Regions from separate parts of the Homo sapiens genome. Here regions 1, 3 and 4 are each linked to region 2. Evidence: chromatin contacts called from ENCODE Hi-C or POLR2A ChIA-PET data. All regions are on one chromosome and are shown on one strand. Each heading gives the region's core, a stretch centred on a gene start or an enhancer-like site at or near the end of the contact. The rest is flanking DNA. Distances are from core to core; before and after follow the strand shown. Region 1 overlaps CARD11 (caspase recruitment domain family member 11). Region 2 has its middle 41 kb from the start of FOXK1. Region 3 overlaps LOC105375130 (a long non-coding RNA gene). Region 4 has its middle 49 kb from the start of CARD11-AS1.

Evidence for each region. A loop is a pair of places that touch in the nucleus more often than their neighbours do. ChIA-PET counts read pairs that join two places held with the same protein, here RNA polymerase II (POLR2A). Pooled maps may share reads with other maps.
Region 1: a loop to region 2 is called in a pooled map, with 8 times the contacts of the local background. The contact joins two enhancer-like sites. A Hi-C loop is called at or near these places in 1 of 37 single-sample maps with no recorded cell type and 4 of 50 pooled maps. POLR2A ChIA-PET finds 5 or more read pairs at or near these places in 2 of 52 experiments (PC-9 and activated naive CD4-positive, alpha-beta T cell).
Region 3: a loop to region 2 is called in a pooled map, with 4 times the contacts of the local background. The contact joins two enhancer-like sites. A Hi-C loop is called at or near these places in 2 of 50 pooled maps. POLR2A ChIA-PET finds 5 or more read pairs at or near these places in 2 of 52 experiments (activated T-cell and common myeloid progenitor, CD34-positive).
Region 4: a loop to region 2 is called in a pooled map, with 4 times the contacts of the local background. The contact joins two enhancer-like sites. A Hi-C loop is called at or near these places in 1 of 168 maps with a recorded cell type or tissue (IMR-90) and 4 of 50 pooled maps. POLR2A ChIA-PET finds 5 or more read pairs at or near these places in 1 of 52 experiments (SK-N-SH).

Annotation. Positions count from the first base shown.
Region 1 is chr7:2,975,881-2,980,149 of GRCh38, forward strand. The region is part of intron 1 of CARD11 (caspase recruitment domain family member 11); the gene reads right to left. Among named protein-coding and RNA genes, the nearest start is that of CARD11-AS1, 34 kb to the left of the region's middle. RefSeq lists a silencer at 2,764-2,853 and an enhancer at 3,587-4,269. Within about 2 kb of position 2,656, at least 6 of the 41 ENCODE cell types and tissues checked have a DNase peak (open chromatin) inside an H3K27ac peak, as active enhancers do.
Region 2 is chr7:4,639,077-4,643,353 of GRCh38, forward strand. No RefSeq gene overlaps it. Among named protein-coding and RNA genes, the nearest start is that of FOXK1, 41 kb to the right of the region's middle. RefSeq lists silencers at 1-8, 2,544-2,743, 2,844-3,233. Within about 2 kb of position 2,780, at least 36 of the 41 ENCODE cell types and tissues checked have a DNase peak (open chromatin) inside an H3K27ac peak, as active enhancers do.
Region 3 is chr7:3,090,712-3,094,680 of GRCh38, forward strand. LOC105375130 (a long non-coding RNA gene) reads right to left here. Exons shown (of 2, transcript XR_007060191.1): 2 at 3,415-3,969. Among named protein-coding and RNA genes, the nearest start is that of CARD11, 49 kb to the left of the region's middle. Within about 2 kb of position 1,885, at least 9 of the 41 ENCODE cell types and tissues checked have a DNase peak (open chromatin) inside an H3K27ac peak, as active enhancers do.
Region 4 is chr7:2,892,927-2,897,162 of GRCh38, forward strand. No RefSeq gene overlaps it. Among named protein-coding and RNA genes, the nearest start is that of CARD11-AS1, 49 kb to the right of the region's middle. RefSeq lists an enhancer at 3,947-4,236. Within about 2 kb of position 1,750, at least 5 of the 41 ENCODE cell types and tissues checked have a DNase peak (open chromatin) inside an H3K27ac peak, as active enhancers do.

The DNA.
Region 1 (4,269 bases), core at 1,406-3,905, 1.7 Mb before region 2:
CACTATTTTGGGAGCAAAATAGGTTTGTGCATCCAATTAAATGTGGGGCATCTGAGAGGGAGAAAGACGGAGAGAGAGCGGGGATTCAGAAAGGGTCTCTTTACTTATAATTAACTACAAAATAAACAGCTCTTTCATGGAATGGGGCCCTCTCTGTTCCCGCCACCCCTGCAGCCCACGTTTCAATTAGCTCTGTGTTATTCGGGTCCCCTATTACTCCAGATAACCCAGGACTGGCTGTAATTAATTGTTATAATACACTCAGGAGCAGAGCCAAGCTGCAGCTCGGGAAGGCTGGTTGAAACTGCTCTGTTCCTCTAACCGGCCTCCTGGAAGGGCTGGCTTGGAGCTCCACCTTCACCAATAAGTCAGAGCTCCTCCATGGGATGACGAGGGAGAGGGGCTGAGATACTTGGAGTCTGCTTTGTTTGCTGCATTTGGTGCTGAGCAAGGTGCTGGCCCTTTTCTCTCTGCCCCGCTCCCTTCACAGTCCCTGAAGCCCTGAACCCTTCACTCCAGCGACATTTAAAATAAAGACATCAGGCCAGGCACGGTGGCTCACGCCTGTAATCCCAGAACTTTGGGAGGTGGAGGTGGGCCTATCACTTAAGGTCAGGAGTTTGAGACCAGCCTGGCCAACACGGTGAAACCCCGTCTCTATTAAAAATACAAAAATTAGCCGGTCGTGGTGGCATGTGTCTGTAATCCCAGTTACTCTGGAGGCCGAGGCAGGAGAATTGCTTGAACCCGGGAGGCAGAGGTTGCAGTGAGCCGAGATGGCGCCACTGCACTCCAGCCTGGGCGACAAGAGCAAAGCTCCGTCTCAAACAAACAAACAAACAAACAATCACAAAAATCAGCCGGGCGTGGTGGCAGGCCCCTGTAATCCCAGTTACTTGGGAGGCTGAGGCAGGAAAATCACTTGAATCCGGGAGGCGGAGGTTGTAGTGAGCTGAGATTGCACTACTGCACTCCAGTCTGGGCGACAGAGTAAAACTGTCAAAAAAAAAAAAAAAAAAAAAAAGACATCTTATCCATAGAATGGAATATTATTCATCCATACAAAGGCACGAAGAAGCATTGCTGCTTGCTGTGGCACAGATGAGCCTTGCAGACACTAAGCTCAGTGAAAGAAGCCAGACACAAAAGGCCACACATCATAAGATGCCATTTAGATGAAACGCCCAGAATAGGCAAATCCATAGATTCAGAAGGCAGGTTCGTGGGTACCAGGGACTGGGGGGAGGCAGGGATGGAGGAGGGGGTGGGTATTAATGGGGATGAGGTTTCCTTTTGGGGTGATGAAACTGTCCTGGGGCTGGATAGAGGTGGTTGTTACATAGCACTATGAATGTACTAGACGCCACCAGGTTATTGATTTTAAAATGGTGACTTTTATGTTATATGAATCTTACCTCAATAAATAAATAGCAACAGGCTGGGTGCAGTGGCTCACACCTGTAGTCCCAGCACTTTGGGAGGCTGAGGCAGGAGGATTACTTGAGCCCAGGAGTCTGAGACCAGTCTGGGCAACATAGCAAGACCCCATCTGGGCAAAAAAATAAAAAGATTAGGCAGGCGTGGTGGGGTATGTCTGTAGTCTCAGCTACTCAGGAGACTGAGGCAGGAGGATTGCTTGACCCAGGAGTTTGAGGCTGCAGTGAGCTATGATCACACCATTGCACTCTAGCCTGGGTGACAGAGGAAGACCCTGTCTCAAAAATAAACTAAACTAAAATAAAAACAGCTACAATTTTTTGAGCCGAGGTGAGCAGGGGCTAGGCCCCAAACCCTCAGTGACTCCAAGCCCCAGACAGCCTGGGCAGGAAGCTCTGATCATCTCTGGTGAAGACCTGAGACTTCCCAGTCTTGGGGAGGGGACACCAAGGGATGAGACAGGTTGTGGGGAAGCTGGGACTTGAGCGCTGTAGGGAGGCCGTGTGCTTGTCATGGGAGGCAACAGTCCACGTGGGAATTGCAGGAATGCCTTTTTTTTTTTTGAGATGGATCTCACTCTGTTGCCAGGCTGGAGTGCAATGGCGTGATCTTGGCTCACTGCAACCTCTGCCTCCCGGGTTCAAGCGATTCTCTCGCCTCAGCCTCCCAAGTAGCTGGGATTACAGGCGTGCACCACCATGCCTGGCTAATTTTTTTGTATTTTTAGTAGAGACGGAGTTTCACCGTGTTAGCCAGGATGGTCTCAATCTCCTGATCTCGCGATCCACCTGCCTCGGCCTCCCAAAGTGGTGGGATTACAGGCGTAAGCCACCGTGCCTGGCCTTTTTTTTTTTTTTCTGAGACAGAGTCTCACTCTGTCGCCAGGCTGGAGTGCAGTGGCGCGATCTTGGCTCACTAAAACCTCTGCCTCCTGGGCTCAAGCGATTCTGCTGCCTCAGCCTCCTGAGTAGCTGAGATTACAGGCACCCGCCACCGTGCCCTAATTTTTGTATTTTTAGTAGAGACGGGGTTTCACCGTGTTGGCCAGGATGGTCTCCATCTCCTGACATTGTGATCTGCACTTACAGGAGGCAGGGTCAAGGAAAGGACAAGATAGAAGCAGAGGTGGAGAAAGAGGGTGAGGTGAGTGGGAGAAGAGGGGACGGCGGGACAGAGGCCTTGTGACAGAAAAGGGAACAAGAACTCAGGGTTTTACGTTGTACCCACAGGTGCAGAGCTGAGAAAAGGAAAGAGAAATGAAGAACGGCAACTCGGAGGGAGGAGACGGTGGGGGTGGCGCGGGCACCGGGTGCAGGCTGAGAAAGCGAGAGGGCGGTCCGGCCAGGGGGTGGGGGTGCTGCAACCAGCTCTGGTCACGCCCCTTCTCCTGAGAGCTCCCAGGACTGCAGGCAACTTGCTGAAGAACTTGGGTAATTTCCCGGAGGCCGGCTCACCTGTTTCCAGCCCATCAGTGATCTTGAAACTTACAAATACTCAGACTCACACTTTCCGCCTATCCGTGCAAGGTAAGAGGAGCCAAACACATCTCGAAATGCACCGATTTTTCTTCTTCTAAGGGGGCAGACTCTCGTGGTGTGCCCCCACCCTCTCTGTTAATGCCTCTATTGTGTAAAAACGTCTTTAGATAAATTTGTCGGGCTTGGAGCCTGGGGTGGCCATTTCTTTGCACTTTATCTACTACAATCCAAGACCAGCAAACATGAGGCCACGTTTTTCCAGTGGTTTCTGCCTCCCCCACCACAGTGGTGACGGAAATACGCTCCCCAGCAACAGTGAGAAGACCCTGGGATTCTGCAGGCTCAGAGATCATCTGTACCCTCCCGCCGTGTAACTGCAAGACGACAAATGAGATGCAAACAGGGAAGTCTTTCTTACGTTTGTGCCAAATGATACAATCACCAATAATGAAATAAGGCACCTGTGAAAACTGCACCCAGAAACGGTCGATCAGTATGGACATGAGGTTGTTAAGAATGCGTTTCCTTAGCATCGAAGAGGGGGTAACTGGCTGCTCTCTGATCATCTGTCTCTTCTTCCCTGTGTGCAGGGAGCTATGAAGGAGCCCACTTAGGAAGCCAGGATTTAAGGTGACAGGAGCATATTGCAGGTGGGGCTCCACCTGCCGGGCAGTGACGGCTGGGGGTCACCCCGAAATCTCTGCACTCAGGGCTGTCAGACGGACGTTACGCGGTATGTGAACTAGAGACACTAAGAGCCTATTATTCTGTTTTGCATTTTAAAGGAGGTCTCTGAGGACCAGCTGATGCTTTCAAACCACTTAAGTCAGCGAAGCCCCAAAAAGGCTGTAGTCTCTTGCAAGCAAAAGTTACCAAGGGGCTGCCGAGGGTCTTCAAGCCCGCAGGACTTAAGAAATTCCCGAGTGTTTCACCAGGAATTGAGGAATCTACTCGGATCCCTTTCAGGGATCCCGGGGGGAGGGGAACTTCCCCTTTGGGGTCCCCAGTCCTACTGTCTCTTTGGGAAGCTCCTTGTCCCACAGTCGCCTGGTTTGTCCTCCGGTGTTTGTGGGCAGGGGCTGGGCCTTTGGTGCCCCGGTGGACACCAGCGAGCCACAGCCTCATTTCTTAGCATTTGCAATCTCAAGAGATCCCAGAGGAACCGTCTGGAAGGTGCTTGCGGGGTTGAGGGGTGGGGAACACGAACCCTTCCCAGACCTGGGGAGGGCCAGGCTGCAAGGCCCCACGTTTTGGAAACAGACCCTGTACACACTTCCTCTCCACCCAGCTGGGGGCCACGGGCAACTCAGGCCTTGAGACACACTCTGCGCACTGAGCCCCACTCCCCGGCCCC
Region 2 (4,277 bases), core at 1,530-4,029:
GCAGGAATATAAGGTCCACGAGAGGGGAGTCCTTACCCATTTTCATCACTTGCGTCTCCCCTGCTCCTTTTATAATGCTTGGCATCTACCAAGCAAGGATGCCTGTTTATGCTAAACGAGGGCTCTACCATTTGAGCTAGTTCCCCAGCTCGAAGGATGCACGTTTATGAAACGAACAAATACACCAGGGGGACATGCTCATGAGAAGATAAGAAGCAGCATTTCCACCAGAGAACATCAGAGCAGCCCTGAGGCAGGGTGTTTGAGGTCAGAAAGGCAGCCAGGTGGGGCCGGAGGGGTTCAAGATGATGACACGGGCAGGGGCGAGACCCATCGGGGAGCAGGGCTGAGCCTCTTGGATCACAGAGAGGATATGGCCACGGGACAGACAGAATGTGATCTGATCTGCACCGCGAGTGGTAAAATAGGCTTAGCATAGAATTTAAAAGCTTAACCTTTTTTTTAAATTTTTTTTGAGATGGAGTCTCGCTCTGTCGCCCAGGCTGGAGTACAGTGGCGCGATCTCGGCTCACTGCAACCTCCGCCTCTCGGGTTCACGCCATTCTCCTGCCTCAGCCTCCCGAGTAGCTGGGACTACAGGCACCTGCCACCACGCCCAGCTAATTTTTGTATTTTTAGTAGAAACGAGGTTTCATCATGTTGCCCAGGCTGGTCTCGAACTCCTGACCTCAGGTGATCCACCCTCCTTGGCCTCCCAAAGTGCTGGGATTACAGGCGTGAGCCACCGCACCCGGCCAAGCTTAACCATTTTCAAGCGTGCAGTTCAGGGGCATTAAGCACATCCACACTGTTGTGTGATCACCACCACCCATCTCCAGAACTCTTTCATCTTCCCAAACTCAAACTCTGTCCCTATCAAACACTCACACCCCTCTCCCTCAGCCCGCAGCCTCTGGTAAGCACCATTCTACTTTCTGTACCTATGAATCTGATGGCTCTAGGAACCCCATATAAGCAGAATCATGCGTGGTCTGTCCTTCTGTGTCTGGCTTATTTCACTCAGCACCATGTCCTCAAGGTTCATCCATGTTGAAGTGTGTGTCAGAATCTCCTTCCTTTTTAAAATTGTGATCATGCCTGTAATCCCAGCACTTTGGGAGGCCAAAGCAGGTGGATCACCTGAAGTCAGGAGTTCAAGACCAGCCTGGCCAAGATGGTGAAACCCTGTCTCTACTAAAAATACCAAAATTAGCCTCGCGTGGCCTGTAATCCAGCTCCTTGGGACGCTGAGACATGGGAATCGCTTGAACCCAGGGGGCAGAGGTTGCAGTGAGCTGAGATCAGGCCACTGCACTTCAGCCTGGGCAACACAGCGAAACTCTGTCTCAAAAAATAATAATAATAAAATAAAGTTGTGATAAAATATACAAAACATTAGGGTAGTGGGGGGGACTAGGAAAAGGGGATGGTTGCTGGGTACAAAAATATAGTTAGATACATAAGTAAGATCTAGAATTTTCTAGCACAGCAGGGTGACCACAGTCAGCACTAATTTGCTGTACATTTTAGAATAACCAAGAGAGTGCAATTGGAATGTTCATCACACAGAAATGATGAATGCTGGGGGTGATGGAAACCCCATTTACCCTAATGTAATTATAATACAAAGATCTCATGTGTCCCATAAATCTATACACCTACTATGTACCCATAAAAATTAACAATTAAAAATTTTTAAATTAAAAATATAGGTCAGGCAAGGTGGCTCACATCTGTAATCCCAAAACTTTGGGAGGCTAAGGTGAGAAGATCGCTTAAGCCCAGGTGTTCAAGACCAGCCTGGGCAACATAGCAAGACCTAATCTCTGCCAAAAATAGAAAAAAACATAGCCAGGCACGGTGGCTTACGCCTATAATCCCAGCACTTTGGGAGGCCGAGGCAGGCAGATCACCTGAGGTCAGAAGTTCGAGATTAGCCTGGCCAACATGGTGAAACCCCGTCTCTACTAAAAATACAAAAAAATTAGCTGGGCGTGTTAGTGCACGCCTGTAATCCTAGCTCCTCAGGAGGCTGAGGCAGGAGAATCGCTTGAACCCGTGAGGCAGAGGCTGCAGTCAGCCGAGATCGTACCACTGCACTCCAGCCTGGGCAACAAAGCAAGACTGCGTCTCAAAAAAGAAAAAAAAAATTAGCTGGGTGTGGTGATGCCTGCCTGTGGTCTCAGCTATTTGGGAGGCTGAGGTAGGAGGAACGCCTGAGTCCGGGAGGTGGAGACTGCAGTGAGCTGTAATGCCACCATTGCACTCCAGCCTGGGCAACAGAACAAGACCCTGTCTGAAAAATAAAAGTAAAAATTTTAAATTAGAGATATATAGATATACACAACATAAACTGCACTCCACCCATTTTAAGGCTAAATCGTACTGCATGGTATGCTCCTCCCTAGGACTGATGTGTCTCGAGGGGGCCTCTTAGCTGCTGGGTGCAGCTGCCCAAGGGGGCACTGCGGGGCCCGATGCCGCCCTCCATCCAGGTCACCACTGCACCTCCACGACCACCCACAGAGGCCCCACTTTGCAGGCGAGAGCCCGGGCTCAGAGGCCAGTGGCCGGCCTGCGCAAGGACACGCAGCAGGTGAACCCTCCGCAAGGCGAGGAGCAGGGCTGGGAAGGGCGAGGGCGCCTCTCCGCGCCCCTCCCCTGCCCGGCCACAGAGCCCGGCCCCGCCCCGGGCCCTGCTCGCGGCCCGCCCTGCGCCGCCACTGCGCAAGCGCAGGAGGAGCAGCGTGGCGCAACCTTAAGGCGCATGCGCGGCCGGCGCAGACTTGCGGAAGGCTCCGTTCCCCTCGCGTGAATCCGCCGATCCGGGCTTTGGGGCCCGCCGGGAGCTCTGTTTATAAACACACGGCGCGGCTGCCGGCGAGGGGTAACCCTAAGGGGAGTGGGGTCGGAGGTCAGAGGTCAGCGGGCGCGGGGTCGCCGGCTGTGAGACCGGCCCCGCCACCCTCGGGGACTGCTGGCTGCGCAGCGTGGCCAGCCGGACCGCCCTACTGCGCACCGGGGCTGCCGGGGCGCCACGTGGTGCGCACGTGGTCCGGCCCCGGCGCGGCAGCTCCCCTCCCCCACCACGCGAGCCTGGCCGCAGCGCCCGCTGGCGGCGCGGCGTTGCACATTGCGCGTGCGCACAACTCGCCGCGAGGCGCCTTCCGGTGGCGCGGCGGGGTCGGTTGCCTCCTCGCGACGGCTGCGCCGGGATGTTCCGGGGCGGTGGGGTCGCCTGCCCAATGTCGGGTGCGCGAGTGACGGGTGGAAGCTGGATTTGTGCGCGTTCTTCAATGCTCCAAAGGGAGGAGGGAGCCTCCGAGAGTCCACGTGGGGCCGGTGGGATTCGCAGGGTCCGTTTTCTAAACATTGGGTGTCCTCGAACCTGGGGGCGCGGGCTGTGTCCGCCCCCAGCAGGGATGACCATGCCTGGGTCAGTGGCTGCATAAATAAATAAACGAATGGGGAGGAAATTGATAAAATATTAAAAGAGTGTTGTTTCAGAGTTTTTACTATGTCACCTCTTACAGATTTATGAGAGTTTGTTGTTTTTTGGAGAAGAGGGGTCTCCCTATGTTACCCAGGCTGGTCTCAAACTCCTGGGCTCAATCCATCCGTCCGCCTCAGCCTCCTGAAGTGCTAGGATTACAGGCGTGAGCCATGGTGCCCGGCCTGTTGATGAGATTCTACGTGAAATATATTGGGCGTTACCTAAGCACTCAGTCAGTGGTAGTTCTTATAGTTGTTGCTTAAAAACAGAAAGAAATGTCATACCGTGTTCTAAAAGGATTTGAGAAAGGTTTGCAAAGACTAAAAAGCAAGTGGCAGGGAAAAATAACATACGCAAACTTCCTCCTGACTTTTTCTGCCATTTTATAGCAAAGGCTCAGAATTGCATTGCCATTGTCGGTTGTTTCGGTAAAATTAGTGTTCCTCAAGTTATCTACTCCAGGGACATTTTTTTTTTCTTGAGACAGGGTCTTACTCTGTTGCCCAGGCTCGAGTGCAGTGGCACAGCCATGACTCACTGCAGCCTCAGCCTCCGGGGTCAAGTGATTCTCCTGCTTCAGTCTCCCGAGTAGCCGGGATTACAGGCGCGAGCCTCCATGCCCAGCTAATTTTTGTATTAATGTACTTTATAGGAGACAGGGTTTTGCCATGTTACCCAGGCTGGTTTCGAACTCCTGGCTTCAAGTAATCCTCCCACCTTAGCCTCCCAAAGTGCTGAGATTACAGGCATGAGTCACCACACCCAGCTCAGCAATATCCTTTAT
Region 3 (3,969 bases), core at 635-3,134, 1.5 Mb before region 2:
TCTACAAAGAAGAGTTACACAGTGTTCTCACAGTCTACAGTAGGAGGGTTGGACTCGCTCAAAAGGAGGGGAGCTTCTCTGAGGAAGTGGCCCAAAAGATGAGAGAGAGTCAATTAGGTTTTTAAAAAAAAAAAAAAAAAAAAGCCATCCAGGCTGGGGAATGAGCATTTGCAAAGGCCCTGTGGCAGGGGGCTCATGGCAAGCAGGAGGTCAGAGTGGAAAGGGAGGGGCGCAGGGCAAGAAGAGATGTGGAGGGGGCAAGGGCCAGGCTTGGAGGGTCAAGTTAAGACACTTTAGTCTTTATCCTAAGAGTAATGGGAACCCCTGAAGGATGTAAAGGGAGTAACTTGGTCAAATTTGTGTTTTAGAAAGACCAGCTGGGGCATGCCTGGTGGCTCATGCCTGTAATCCCAGCACTTTGGGAAGCTGAGTCAGGAGAATCACTTGAGGCCATGAGTTCGAGAACAGTCTGGGCAAAACAGTGAGACCCCAGCTCTACAAAAAATAATTAGCCAGGCGTGAAGGTACACACCTGTAGTCCCAGCTACTCAGGAGGCTGAGGTGGGAGAATTGCTTGAACCCGGGAGTTCAAGGCTTCAGTGAGCTACAATCCTGCCCCTGCACTCCAGCCTGGGCGACAAGAGAGAAACCCTATCTTAAAAAAATAAAAATAAAGGCCACCCTGGCTGCTCGCAGGGGGCTGGACTGCCCCCACCACATGGCCCTGCAGAAATGAAGGCCTAGTCCCTGGGTGGTGGGAGGGCTGCTGGCAGAAAGTCCCGGCTCCCCATCCTTCAGGGATAGTGGCTGTGGGGAACGTGCTGGCTCTGAGGCATACTCCATTCCAGGACAGCCAGCAGCTGATGCATGATCAACGAGGGGTAAAAAGGCCCAGACTCAGCTCTGAGGGTCTCCCCACCCCATTTCCAGATTCCCTTCAGGGTTGTCTGAAGCCTTCACGGAGGCTGCCTCAAAGCTCAATATCCTTCCTGCCTAATTCTGTACTTTTCCCTTCCCCGGATGCCAGTCCTAAGAGAACCCCTTGACAGATCTCCTGCACAGTCTCCTCCCTCTCTGAGTCTGCTTCCTGGGGCACCCACCCCTCCACCCTCCGGCAGGAGAAGGGATCAGAGACAGTACAGAGTGGAGGAGGGGATGGGCTCTCTAAGTCAGATGGAGCGAGCTCACGGCCTGCACTGGGTGGTGACGGAAGAGACCCAGGCAAGGAGGGCGCCTGTCAGGGCTAAATCATGTCCCCACAAACGATGTTAAACCTCCAAAAGATCATGTCCTAACCCCCAATGCCTGCAAATGCCATCTTATTTGGAAACAGGGTCTTTGCAGATAATCAAGTCAAGATGAGGTTCTTAGGGTGGGCCCTAAACCAAGATGACTAGTGTCTTCATGAAAAGGGAAATTTGGACACAGACACACAGGAGAGCACACGTGAGGATGAAGGTGGAGATCAGAGGGATGCGTCTACAAGTCGAGGATCACTGCAGATTGTGGAGAACCACCGGGAGCTGGGGAGAGGCCTGGGGCAGGTTCTCTGCCCCCAGAAGGAACCAACCCTACCAACACCTTGATCTTGGACCTCTGGCCTCCAGCCCCATGAGGCCATACATTTCTGTTGTTTAAGTTGCCCTGTTTGTGGTACTTTGTCGTGGCAGGCCCAGCATACTAATATAGGACCCAAGAGGTAGCTGGGGAAAGATTGGGCAAACTGTGTGCATGGCATCATTACTCAGGTCAAAAATTTGAAATGAAGCTCAAACTTAAAAATATTGGTAAGTATGAAAAAAAAAGCATGATAAAAAAAAAAAAAAGAAAAGCTATTGCTGCTAAAGGAAGAAGGGTAGGGTTTCCCCACCTCCATCAGCTTGCAAAAATGAGGCTGGTGACGTGGCTGTGGGTCTCATTTCCTGCACGGCCTGTTGGGGTTTGTGTAGTTTCTGGGCACTCAGCTTGAGAGGCTGACCTCCCAAAGGCATTGGGAGCCTGCGGGAGCCAGCCAGGGGGAGCACAGCTGTGCAGCCATGCCTGTTTGTCCTGACCCTACAGCAGGACGCAGGCGCCCCACCACCCAGAACCCCAGAACCGGATGTAGGAGGTGGTGAGAGCTGCATTGGTTGATTTCCTATTTTCTTCCTTCCTATTTTTTTTTTTTTAATTTTTTAGAGCAAGGTCTTGCTCTGTTGCCCACGCTGGAGTGCAGTGGTTCAATCATAGCTCACTGCAGCCTCTACCTCCCGGGCTCAAGCAATCCTCCTGCCTTAGCCTCCTGAGTAGCTGAGACCACAGATGCATGCCACCATGCTCGGCTAATTTTTAATTTTTTTTTTTTTTTTTGTAGAAAAGGGGGGTCTTGCTATGTGGCTCAGGCTGGTCTCAAACTCTGAAGCTCAAGTGATCCTCCCACGTTGGCTGCCCAAAGTGTGGGGATTATAGGCGTGAGGCACCGCACCTGGCCTGATCTCCTATTTCAGTAATGTATCACCTCCTGTGCAAAGAAGGAAGATTGTTGCAAATTAAACATAAAAACATGAAAGCTTTTCAAGCTGGGTATCTAAGTAGCCTTTTCATTCCCACCAACTCCATGACAGATTCCTATATGTGTTGTGCATAACCATTATTAAAATAACAATATCGCCCTGTTGGAAGAATTCAGAATGTCACTAGAACATTCTAAAGATAAAGGCCAAAAAAAACCCAAACCCCCCCCCCACACACACAAAAAACACAACCAAGCTTTATCTTTGGAACAGAATAAGGTTAAAAAAAATTAAAATAATCACAAAGGTATGATTTAATCTTTACAATGTTATAAATATTAATATGAAAAAGACTTTATATTGGGAAACATTATTATACAGTATAACGCTAATTTTATGAAAATCAATTCATTTAGTGCTCATACATTTTTTACCTCTCTCTTTGGCTTTTGCTGACGATTTACGTCTTATCATTTTCTACTTCAACACCTACCACCTTGCACTGGGGTACAGTGCAGGATTTGGACATCACAATTTTTTCTTCAGTAATGCCCCAAGGTTTCCCACAGATAAGAGGAGAAGGTTGGCCAGGTGTGGTGGCTCATACCTGTAATGGCAGCACTTTGGAAGGCTGAGGTGGGAGGATCACTTGAGCCTGGGTGTTTGAAATCAGTCTGGGTAACATAATGAGACCTCATCTCTATTAAAATTAAAAAACTAGCCAGGCATGGTGGTGAACACCTATAGTCCCAGCTACTCGGGAGGCTGAGGCAGGAGGATCACTTGAGCCCAGGAGGTTGAGGCTGCAGTGAGCCATGATTGTACCACTGCACTCCAGTCTGGGCCCCAGAGCAAGATCCTATCTCAAAAACAGCAACAACAAAAGAATAGGATGTTGCCAAAATAGGACAAACAACTGAGCTGAACGTTGGATGTTTTTAATCATAAGCATGGCTTGATTTACATCACTCCCTTCAGAAATGCAAAGGCTTCAGACATCGAGCCAAAGGCAAAACCATTGCAGGTATGTGGGGCCGGGAGAGCCCCAGCGAAGTCAGCTTGGTGCCCACTCCAGGCAGGCACAGGGCCAGCCCTGCTATGCTCCTTATCTCCTTTAATCCCCTAGCAACCCCAGAAGGTAGGTTTGTGATGATCCACACTCTGCAGATGAGGAAACTGAGGTTCAAGAGAGTTACTAACTTGCCCCTGGACATGCCCCTGGGAAGTGGCCGGGATGAGTTGGAAACCCATATCTACTTAGCTCCATGGTCCGGCTCTGTGTGCACTAAGACATCAATTACCCCCCGGGACTGGAAACCAGAAGGAGGCGGGCAATAGGTTGTGTTTGCTGACGGATCCCACCCAGAACTGATCCTACTGGATCTCCCTTAGGGAGACTCAGGAATCCTCACTACAGTGAATTACATGCACAGTTTTGGTGGCCAGAGGGGCATTTAGATGATGGCTACAGGAGTGC
Region 4 (4,236 bases), core at 500-2,999, 1.7 Mb before region 2:
AAATGTTATTTTGAGAAGGGAGTCTCTGGGCTTTCAGAGGCTCAGGGGAGTTCATGGTTCAGATGGAGCAGAGGGTGGGGCTGGAGAGAAGCAGGGGATTTGAGGTGTCTGTTGGGGTTCAGCTGGGAACCGGGGATGAGGCTTGGGCTTTAAGCCTGAGTGACTGGTGGGTGGGGATGCCATTGGTGGAGGGGGAAGAGGAACAGGTTTCCTCTTTCCAGGGAGAAAGTGTTGGGTTTATTTTTAAAAATTATTTATTTTTTTGAAATGGAGTCTCCCTCTGTAGCCCGGGCTGGAGTGCAGTGGCACGATCTCGGCTCACTGCAATCTCTGCCTTCTGGGTTCAAGTGATTCTTCTGCCTCAGCCTCCCAGAGTAGCTGGGATTACAGGCGCCTGCCACCATGCCCGGCTGATTTTTTTTTTTTTTGTATTTTTAGTAGAGATGGGGTTTCACCACGTTGGCCAAGCTAGTCTCAAACTCCTGACCTCAGGTGGTCCGCCTGTCTTGGCCTCCCAAAGTGCTGGGATTACAGATGTGAGTCACCGTACCCGGCGGTTTGTTTGGATTTGGACACTGAATTTGGGGAAATCCAAGCAGAGATGCCAAGAGGACCTGGCTCTACTAGGCTGGCCATTTAACAGCTGGGCTGGAGGTGCCTATGTGGGGGTCCCCTTGCATGTGGGGGGGTCCCCTTGCACGGGCTCACTGGGTCCTCACAGTGACTTCCTGTGGCTCGTCACCCAGCCTTTCTAGTGTGACGTTACCTCCCTGGGCTTACAGAAAGCTGTCAGAGAGCTCAGATGTGGCCATTTCCAACCCTGGGGCTCCACGTCATCCCACAATATGGGCATCTCCCAGCCAACAGACACCCTAGGACTCCTCACTGTGAAATCACATGGGATGGCACATCTGGGGGCCCGGCTACTCCATCACCAAGACCCCAGGCCAGGCGTGGTGGCTCATACCTGTCATCTCAGCACTTTGGTAGGCTGAGGTGGAGGATTGCTTGAGCCCAGGAGTTTGAGACCAGCTTGGGCAACATAATGAGACCCTATTTCTTAAAAAAAAAAAAAAGAAAGAAAATTAGCTAGGTGTGGTGGTGCGTGTGTGTGGTCCCAGCTACTCTGGAGGCTGAGGCAGGAGATTGAGCTCAGGAGGTCGAGGCTGCAGTGAGCTGTGATCATACCACTGCACTCCAGCCTGCGTAACAGAGCAAGAACTTCTCTCAAAAAGAAAAAGAAAAAGGAAAAAGAAAAAAACAAGACACCTAATGTCCACCTGGGCCTTGGCTGGTAACAGCCAAGCAGCTAGTGGTCTAAAAGCCTGTGTGTGTGTGTTTCTTTCTGTTTCTCTTTTTCTCTCTGTTCTGTTTCCCCTCTTCCTGTTTCTGTCTCTCCCTCCCTCCTTCCCTGCCTCCTTCTCCTTCTCTCTCCCTTCCTTGGTCCTTCCTCTCTGTGTCTCCTTCTTCATCCCTTCCTCCGTCCCTCCTCCTCTTCCTCTTCTGTCTCTCTGTCTCCCTGTCTCGCACACACACAGAAGCAAATGCAATTTCACAGCCTCATACCTGCGTTCGTATCCCACCCATCATACAAGCTAGGAGGGGCACACAGCGTCGGTCAAAACAACATCAGAACTGAATGTGACATGTAATAAGGAAGAAAGACAATCCTGTATCAGAGACTCATTTCCAGTCACCCCAAGCCGCGTGGAAACTTTCAATACAATTTTTAGCCAAGCACCTGGGGTTTCAAAGCAGACTGTGCTGAGAGGAGAGGGTGTGAGCCTTTGGCCCCCTGTTCACAAACAGCTAATTTTAGTAGCCAAACAAACCAGAAAGCCCCCAATCCTTTCTCCTCTCTCTCCTCCACGCCCCCGCCTCACCCACCTGCTTCCCGGCGCAGCTGCAGCTCCTGCCCACAGCGTGAGCCCCAGCTTCCTGCCAAGGGCCCCGGCTGTCTTGCCTTGGGGCTGCCAGGGAAGGACGATACCGAGGAGTTCAGGGACCCAGGTTGGGGTGCTCCTGTGCAGAGGACCTTGTTGGCACCAGGGGCCTTGTTGACCCCAGGGGCAGTGCAGGAAGTGGGCCATGCTGGGGACCCTCAGTCAGGACCAACCTCTCCATATCTGGGTCTGCAGGGAGGAGGGGCCAGGGCTCTGAGCTGAGCCCCCACATATGTACCAGTATTGGTGGCCCACCCTTCTCATTCTTTTTTTTTTTTTAAATTTTAATTTTAGTTTTTTTTTTAATTAAAAACTTTTTTTTTTTTTTTTTTTTGAGAGAGAGTCTCACTTCATCACCCAGGCTGGAGTACAGTGGCGAGATCTGGACTCACCGCAACCTCTGCCTCCCGGGTTCAAGCAAGTCTCCTGCCTTAGCTTCCTGAGTAGCTGGGACTACAGGCACACACCACCACGCCCAGCTAATTTTTTGTATTTTTAGTAGAGATGGGGTTTCACTATGTTGGCCAGGCTGGTCTCAAACTCCCAACCTCAGGTATCTTCCCGCCTCCACCTCCCAGAGTGCTGGGATTACAGGCGTGAGCCACTGCGTCCGGCCCCCACCCCTCTCATTTTTCAGCACTGCCTCCTGAGCACCTGGGAACTCCAGTCTTCCTGAATTTTGTCTGACCTTGACCTCTGTCCTTGGACCTGATGCACACCTCAGTGAAGCTTGTACCAAGTAAGCCCTGAGGCGGCCGTGAGAAGCCCTCGAAAGTTCCCCTGTTCATTATTATAGTTACTTTTAGAGACAGGGTCTCACTCTGTGGCTCAGGCTGGATTGTACCATCACGGATTACTGTAGCCTTCAACTCCCGTGCTCAAGTGATCCTCCCACCTCAGCCTCCTGAGTAGCAAGGACTACAGTGTGTGTCACCACGCTGGCCAATTAAACTTTTTTTTGCAAAGACAAGGTCTCACTATGTTTCCCCGGCTGATCTTGAACACCTGGCTTCAAGTGATCCTCCCACCTCGGCCTCCCAAAGTGCTGGGATGAGAGGTGTGAGCCACTGTGCCCAGCTGGAGGTTTCTGTCTTCAGATCTCAGCTCTGTTCCCAGATGTGAGACCCCCCTGAGCCTCAGTTTCCCCATCTGTAAAGTAGGAATGATGGTCACCAGGGGAGCAGGTCTGTGCTGGGTTTGTAAACACCAGGTGTAAATGGGCAGGTGCATGGTAGGTACCCTTGTCTGCTGGAGGGGACCGTTCTCTTTGCCTAGTTTGGAGGTCACCTTCAAGGTTAGAAGACCCAGAGGCCTCAAGCAAAAGGAGCTGCAAGCCCCACTCCGCTCGCCCAAAGCGGGCACTCAGAGGCATGTGTGCGGCAGTGACGGTAATGGGATGTGATGGGAGATCAATGGGAACACAGGCAGCTGCCTGGGTAGGGCTGTGGCTATCCCAGCCCTGGGGTTGCTGCTCTAGTTCATCAACAGAGATCTGATAACAAGAGGCCAGGCCAGGTGCCGGGGCAGGAGGGGAGCTGCCGATGGCAAAGGGACTCAGGCCCGTGGGGAGGGGGAGCCCTTTGACCTCTTAGGTGAAGCACTGCTAGACCCAGCTCCCCAGAGGCCCCCCACCGTGAGCTGGCCATGGGCAAAAGAGACGTCTGCTTTCAGTTTCTGATTATTACTATTATTTTTTGTTTTTGAGAGGGAGTTTCGCTCTTGTTACCCAGGCTGGAGTGCAATGGCGCGATCTCGGCTCCCTGCAACCTCTGCCTCCCGGGTTCAAGTGATTCTCCTGCCTCAGCCTCCCTAGTAGCTGGGATTACAGGCGCTCGCCACCACGCCCGGCTAATGTTTGTATTTTTAGTAGAGACGGGGTTTCAGGTTTCACCATGTTGGCCAGGTTGGTCTCAAACTCCTGACCTCAGGTGATCCACCTGCCTCGGCCTCCCAAAGTGCTGGATTACAGGCGTGAGCCACTGCACCCTGCCAGTTATTTTTAACACACAAAAATTCAATGAAATCCGTGGATCGGGAGAAAAGGTAGGTATGACCTGAGGAAGGGTTGCCCAGGGAGCCGTCCACTTGCCCTCTCGGCCCCTCCTCTCTCTCTGAATTGCGTCTCCAACCTGCCAGAATGTCCCTATGAGCCCTCTGGTGTTTTTCTTGAAGTTTATTGTGTTTTCCTCCTCAGCGTACTGGTCGGTGAAGGCCTGGGGGAATGAAATGTGTCTTGAGAAAAGCCTGGGTCACAGAGTAGGGTGGGCCACGTGGGATCTCGGGAGTGGGTGTC